Linked DNA regions of Homo sapiens: region 2 is linked to region 1. A link is a contact called in ENCODE Hi-C or POLR2A ChIA-PET data. All regions are on one chromosome and are shown on one strand. The core of a region is the stretch at or near the end of the contact, and the rest is flanking DNA. Distances in the headings are between cores, read along the strand shown. Region 1 holds the start of WDR20 (WD repeat domain 20). Region 2 holds the start of TRAF3 (TNF receptor associated factor 3).

Region 1 (3,238 bases), core at 195-2,694:
AATTTTAAGTATTTTTCAGGCTCTATTAATTAAGAAGTACTTCAGTGCTTTTTTTTCTTTTTTTTTTCCAACACTACAAAGGCTAAAGATGTTATTATCAAATGTATTACTACATCATTGGCACAGTTTCTATTGGTATCTACTTGCTTTTTAATACGGAAGATGTTTATGATTTACACTCCTCCTACTTTAGAAATTCTCTCCATTCACTTCTTTTGTGCCCCTCCAGATATAATCTGAACTTCCAGGAATAGATCATTCTTGGTGTTACAAATGTTGGCTTCCCCCCTCCCTGGAATTCTATTAGAATGTTTCTGTCACTTTAGAAGCTTTCTTATTCTGGTGTAACATGCCAAGAAACCCAGGTATAAAATAGTGATTGTTGAATCTTACTTTGACACGTGTGCCCGTCCTTATAAATCTAGACCCTGTACATTACATGCATACAACTATCCCTATGGATCTACTAGTAAATAATCTCACAGACTCCACCTGAGGCTTCTGGAAAAAAAAACAATTACCTTAAATTTTATTAAGAGCTCTTCGTAACCTACTGAGCAAGATCAGTGAATCCTAAAAAGATTCAGTCCCCGGTTCCCAAAGCGCTTCCCCGCCCCGTGTTTCTGAACAGCTGGAGAGGACAAACCTCCGCTAAGAAGCGGAGGCCGCCAGTGCTCATCACACGCAGGAATTAGGATATCTGGCTTGAGAACACCTATGCTGTACCACATTCTTCTCTCCCCCTACCCCGCCTGAAATAAAACATAGTGAAGCGTAAATCTTGAGTCCCTTGGTACCTTCTCAGAAACGGCGGCGAGGAGGCTTCAGAGGGGCTTCCTGGGCGGGGATCCAGACGGTCGCGCGGGTATTCAGCACTCTGGGCGGGACAGTCCCTGTCCCGAAGGGAGGGCCCAGGAGGGGTGGAGCCGTCCCCGCCCGAACACGGGGGCATCCGCGCTCCCCGTAGGGTACCCCGCGTGCTGGCTCCGAAGCGGTGGCCGTCGGGGTGGCGCTCTTCCTCCGCTCTTTGGGGTCCCGGCGCCCCTCAGGGCAGGGCGGGAGACCGCTGAGGAGGCACCCTCAAGTTCACCTCAGGCTCATGACACCAGCCCCGCCGCGGTTCCCCCTGACCGGCTTTCCGCTGGCCCTGGCGGCTGCGGAACGGTCAACTAGACCCCACTAGCTGAAGCCGGCATCACCTGGGAAGCAGCCATGCCGCCCGGAGGCCACACCCGGGGGAGGAGCCTGCGGACGCCCAGTCGGGTGGAGCACGCCAGGTGAGCACGCCTGCGCAGTCGGGCCGTAAACAAGCCCACCCCTTCCCTTTGGCCCGCCCTCGCAGGGCTGGCCCGCGGGTGGGAGGGGCGAGAAGGAAGAGGCAGGGGGTGGGGGAAGAGGGAGCACCAGGAACAGCGCCTGCGCGGTGGGCGTGATCCGGGCACTTAGGGCAGGATGAACGCTGCTTTCCAAGATGGCGACGGAGGGAGGAGGGAAGGAGATGAACGAGATTAAGACCCAATTCACCACCCGGGAAGGTCTGTACAAGCTGCTGCCGCACTCGGAGTACAGCCGGCCCAACCGGGTGCCCTTCAACTCGCAGGGATCCAACCCTGTCCGCGTCTCCTTCGTAAACCTCAACGACCAGTCTGGCAACGGCGACCGCCTCTGCTTCAATGTGGGCCGGGAGCTGTACTTCTATATCTACAAGGGGGTCCGCAAGGTACCGACCCGGGCGTCACCGGAGCCAGCCAGCGGCGTAGGCAGAGGCCGGGAGCAGGGCGGTGACAGTGGGGCCAGGGTGACCGAGAGGGGTGGCCGTCGCTCTTACTTTTGAGTGGGCCGGTAACTCCACTGGGGTACTCCTGAGGAGAGGGGATTCAGGAGTAAGGAGGGTGGTGGCGGTGGCGTTTCGAAGGGGTGGGGGCAGTGGAAAGGGACCGTGGGGCGCGGGGGTTCTGGCTGGGAGGCTCCCGGGGGAGCCGGCTGCGTCCCCTCCAGCCTGGTCCATCAGGCTCTGACATGGCCAGGGAGCGGGCCTGCGAGTCCCCGGAAGAGGTGAGGTGGCCGTCTTGTCTGCTTCGATTGCCTCGCCTCCCTGGAGGGTTGGAAGTCTCGCCCTGGGTTAGAGAACAGGGACGCAAGACGGCTTAACAAGATCTCTGTAAGGCGGAACCGGGGCCGGGAAGCGGAGCATTGAGACTAGGTCAGAAAGAACCTGCTCGGCACGCAGGGCTACTCCACCTGCTGCCGCACTGACACTTCCTAGGAGCCTCTCCTGGTGTTAACATTTCTATTTCCAAAAACATCCGCGGGAGGACGGCTGTCACTGTCTCCGCCGTGGGGACCTTCTGAAAGATTGTTAAGGAGAGTCATCTTGTCCCTTGTAGTATGCGAAGGGCTGAGTACTACAGTTGAAATGATGTTTCCAGTGAACTAAGCTGGTTCAGAGGGGTTGTGTGAGAGTGCCCAGATTAATCTTGTCCAACAAGTCAGACTGTGTCCCAAACAGGGAGTGATATGCTTTAAAAGCTGCTTTAAAGGGACCATCCTTCTTGGCGGGCGAGTTACCGGTAATTCTGTGAAACATGTAAGCATCCTTTAAAAGTATCTCTTTAAAAGCAGCCATTTATTAGAGTTTTTCTTTCATTGGCTATGTAACTATGTTTTCACTGAGAATTGCTTATTTTTGAGATTGTAGTCTTTGACTTGATGTCATGGAAGAGTGAGGAAATTAATGCATCCCACAGCACCTCCAAATAGGACAAGGTGATAAAAGATTAAGTCGTAAATGCATGTTAGCATGAAAATAAATTGTTCATATTGAAGAGTGAACATTCTTCAGGATTTAATATAGCCAGATCCAGTACAGGATTTTCGCTTGTTACAAGAGCTAGGGAAATGACAGTGGTATCTAAATGTAGCAAAGTTGTTTCTTTGATTCAGGGTGAATCTTTTTTTCTTAGTCTTTATGATAATAAGTGTACCACTGTATTTAGGGTATGCTGTTGGAAGTTATTAAGGGTAAATCGCTTGACCTTTTTTTTTTCCTCGTTTGGAATTGCAAAAGCTCGAAGTAGTCTTCAGTCTAGGGGCTGAAGTTTTACTCCTACTCCCAACTTTGTCACTGACTTGTTTGGGTGACCTTGGATAAGTTATTTAACTTCTATTTGCACCTCTTTAAAAAGGGAATGTTACAGTGCACGTTGTAATTAATAATATAATAATCATAATGAACTTT
Region 2 (3,238 bases), core at 453-2,952, 640 kb after region 1:
ATTTTGGCAAAGTTAAACCAGGCCATAGGTAACACACAGCATAAGGCAGGCGTTGGGAGTGGGCCCCAGTCGACAGGGTGCCAGGACTGTGGGCTAAGCAGGGCTGGGGACATGGGAGGCCTCAGTGCCTGGGCTATGGGAAGTGGTTGGGACCCTGAGCCTGAGGTCAGTAACATCCCAACTCCTGACAGGCAAGAAAGGGCACCTGAGGCTCCCAAGGGGAGTCCACCATGGGGGTGGGGGAGACCGCTGGAGTCCATAGGTCCCTGTGAGGGACGGCGAAGGCGGGCCTGTCACCTCTAAAAGAGCTGTGCCTGTGGCGCAGACGGGGGTGCCACTGTGGCCTGGTGAGTGTGGCTGTAGAACAAGCATCTGTTGGGCTAATGGAGCCAGAGACATGGTCCAATGTCTCTGATGTCCAGATAGACTTCCAGCAGCCAGGTCGGACTATCTGGGGTTCTGGAACGTTCCATGGGTGAAGCTGTAGGAGGAGATGCTGGACTTCCTGCCTCCACTCACATGAGTCACTGGAGCAATACAAGAAGGCAGACTGGCCTTGGCTACTCACACTGGTCTCAGCTCTGGGGTAGGGCTCTTTATAAGCCTTCTTGAGAAGTGAAAAATGCAAAGTCCTTTCTGTCCCCTCACCACTGACTTGCAAACTCCAGCGAAGGCCTCACCCCTCAGCTGGCCCAGAGCCTCCCAGAAGCCCTCCCTTCGCTTCCCACCTCGCCAGGCCCAGCCAGGCTGGGTGCTGCCTTGGTGGGCCTAGGTGAATCACTGACACACCACTGATGCCTTTGGGGCAGAAGGCAGAGGCCTCGGGAGAAATGCGCAGGCCCCAGCGGCCTGGTGGAGGGTGCAGGGGGCGCAGGGGCAGCCAGGACCGCCGAGGACGCTGGGGGCACGTGGCAAACTGGCTACCCTGTCCACCCGTGAGCAAGACACCACTCCGGGGGCGTGGGAGGGTCCAAGGGAGGGAGAAAGGAAAGTGCCACCAAACTAATGTGGAGCCCTGCCCTCTGCATGCGAAAAGGGGCTCCACGGCCTGAGTCACCCTCAGCCCCACCTGCGTGTGCGCGAGGGTGCGTGGCCTGGTACGCGTGCGCACGGTGTTGGTGAGCGTGTGTGTGCGTGTCCGCTTGAGGGGAATGTGACCGTCGTGTATGCGTCCGCGACAGTGCGGGGGGCCGCATATCGGACCCGTGCGTGTGCGTAGGGGTCGCGTGTGGCCATGGGCACACGGGCGTGCACGCACGGGGGCTGCGTATGCTATGCTGGCGTGGGGGGTGCGGGCGAGGTGGCCGCGGGGAGGAGCGGCGCCAGCACCTCTCGGCCCCCACGCGGCCTGCGTGGCTTTTTGACCCGGAAAGGCGGGGACGCGGGGACGCGCGGCGGCGGGGGCGCGGCGGGGGCGGCGCAGAGCGAGGAGGCCCGCGGGGCGCGCGGCGGGGACGGGAGGGAGGCGGGGGGCGCCCGGGGCCGTCCCCGCCCCGCGCCGCGGCGCCGCCGTTGCTAAGGCCGGGCGGGCGGCCGCCGGGCGCTAGGGCCCTTAGCAACGGGTCGCGGGCGCGCGCGGGGGGCCGGCGGGCGCGTGGGGCCGGCGGCGCTCGCGGGCTCCTGCCGCTCCCACGCGCGCGGGCGGCGGGGGCGGGGCGGCGGGCGCGCCGGGGATTTCCAGCGCGCGAGAGGAAGTGCCTGCGCGGGGCTGCGTGAGGGAGCGAGGGAGCGAGGGAGCGCGGCGCGGCCGCCGCGTGCGCGAGCCGGGGTTGCAGCCCAGCCGGGACTTTCCAGCCGGCGGCAGCCGCGGCGGCCGCCGGCTCTTCCCCGCCCCCCGCCATGGGGCAGCCCGGGGAGCAGAACGCTGCGGACCGCGGCGGAGGACGCGCCCGGCGCCCCTGAGCCGGCCGAGCGGCGACGGACCGCGAGGTAAGGGGCCGCGGCGGGCGGGCGGGCCTCCGGCGCGCGGCCGGGCGCCTCCATCCCCGTCGCCTCCATCCCGCGCCCTGGGCGGCGGGGCCCGGGGGCCTCGGGGCTGCCCGGCGCGGGCCCGGCGCGGCGCAGGCCCGGCCCGTCCCAGCGGCGACGGCGGGGCGCGGCTTCAGCCTGGCCCCGCGCCCCAGCCGGGCTGCCTCCCGCCTCCGGACGCCTCAACTTCGGCAAACTTTGTCCCGGAGGCCGGGCTCGGGGCCCGAGGGGGCCGGGGCGCCCGCACCTTTTCAGGAAACGGGGCGCGCAGGCCTCGCTACGGCCGTGACCCCCGCTGGCGTTGAGGACCCGGCACCCCGCGGGGCCGCGGGTTTCACGCGGGGGGACGGGCGGCTCAGGGGCTGCGTGGCCGAGCGCGCTGCCCGGGCCGGCCGGGGGGGCCCGGGCGTTATTGGAAAGTTGGTCCTGAGTCATTCCGCCTCAGAGGCGCCTCCGACCGCTTGGCGGGCGGCGCGGGGGTCCGGGTATGGGCAGAGGGCGCGAATCCCCCTCGCGCGGCCGCCGAGGGCCGGCGACTCCCGGGGCACCGGGCGGCTCCTGGCCGCGGGCTCTGCGTCTTCCCCGCGGGCGCCAGGCGGCTCTCGGCGGGCTGGCCGGTTCCACGCCGCCAGCCAGCCCCGTGTGGGGACTTCGGTCTAGTATTTGGACCCGAGGAGATAATTCTGTGTGGAAAATTCTCTCCCTTCGGTTGGAAACAGTAACAAACTGGAAACGGATGAGGTGTTATGGACGTGCTTGGAAATGCAAGAAACCTTCAGATTACGAGCTGTTGACGGGACCAGTTGTATTTCACGTTTTTCGAATTAAGCTCAGAATCAGTTTTCAGAATGACATGTGATGCGTGGTGCGTGGTGTGTGTGCCTGTGTGTGTGTATGGATATAATTCATTCATTTTTGTGGCGTCAGAAAGGTTATGTCGAGCGTTGTAGCGGCTTCTTAATTTACATTCACGGCATACAACTGAAGAGGAGCCATTATTTATTTTTTTTCCTAGCATTTGCTGCGACTACACACTGCCGGAGCGTTTGGAAATGTTGTTTGCTGTTACCCTGTATTTGTCTATAAAATTCTTACTGTAGGGAATGGCCAAGTGGACCATCAGTTCGTCCTGAGATCTTCTCATGTCTCTCACGTCTTTGAAAATGGCCTGTGAACAGACTGCATCATATGTAGGATGTCTGGCAAAATAGTGTACAGCGTTCTTTTCTCAAATGAGAGGAAATGTGTACCTTTTCGCCGCGTTGTGACA

Evidence for each region. Hi-C counts contacts between places; a loop is a spot of excess contacts on that map. ChIA-PET counts read pairs that join two places held with the same protein, here RNA polymerase II (POLR2A). Pooled maps may share reads with other maps.
Region 2: a loop to region 1 is called in a pooled map, with 7 times the contacts of the local background. The contact joins the promoter of TRAF3 here to the promoter of WDR20 in region 1. A Hi-C loop is called at or near these places in 4 of 50 pooled maps. POLR2A ChIA-PET finds 5 or more read pairs at or near these places in 2 of 52 experiments (AG04450 and WTC11).

What each region holds. Positions count from the first base shown.
Region 1 is chr14:102,138,453-102,141,690 of GRCh38, forward strand. WDR20 (WD repeat domain 20) reads left to right here and starts at 1,445. Exons shown (of 3, transcript NM_144574.4): 1 at 1,445-1,720. The coding sequence starts at 1,472. It also overlaps a transcript of HSP90AA1 not described here. RefSeq lists a silencer at 685-880 and enhancers at 1,481-1,530, 1,541-1,700.
Region 2 is chr14:102,775,747-102,778,984 of GRCh38, forward strand. It overlaps TRAF3 (TNF receptor associated factor 3), which reads left to right and starts at 1,703. Exons shown (of 12, transcript NM_145725.3): 1 at 1,703-1,929. RefSeq lists an enhancer at 276-515 and silencers at 1,226-1,285, 1,376-1,985, 2,196-2,245, 2,486-2,545.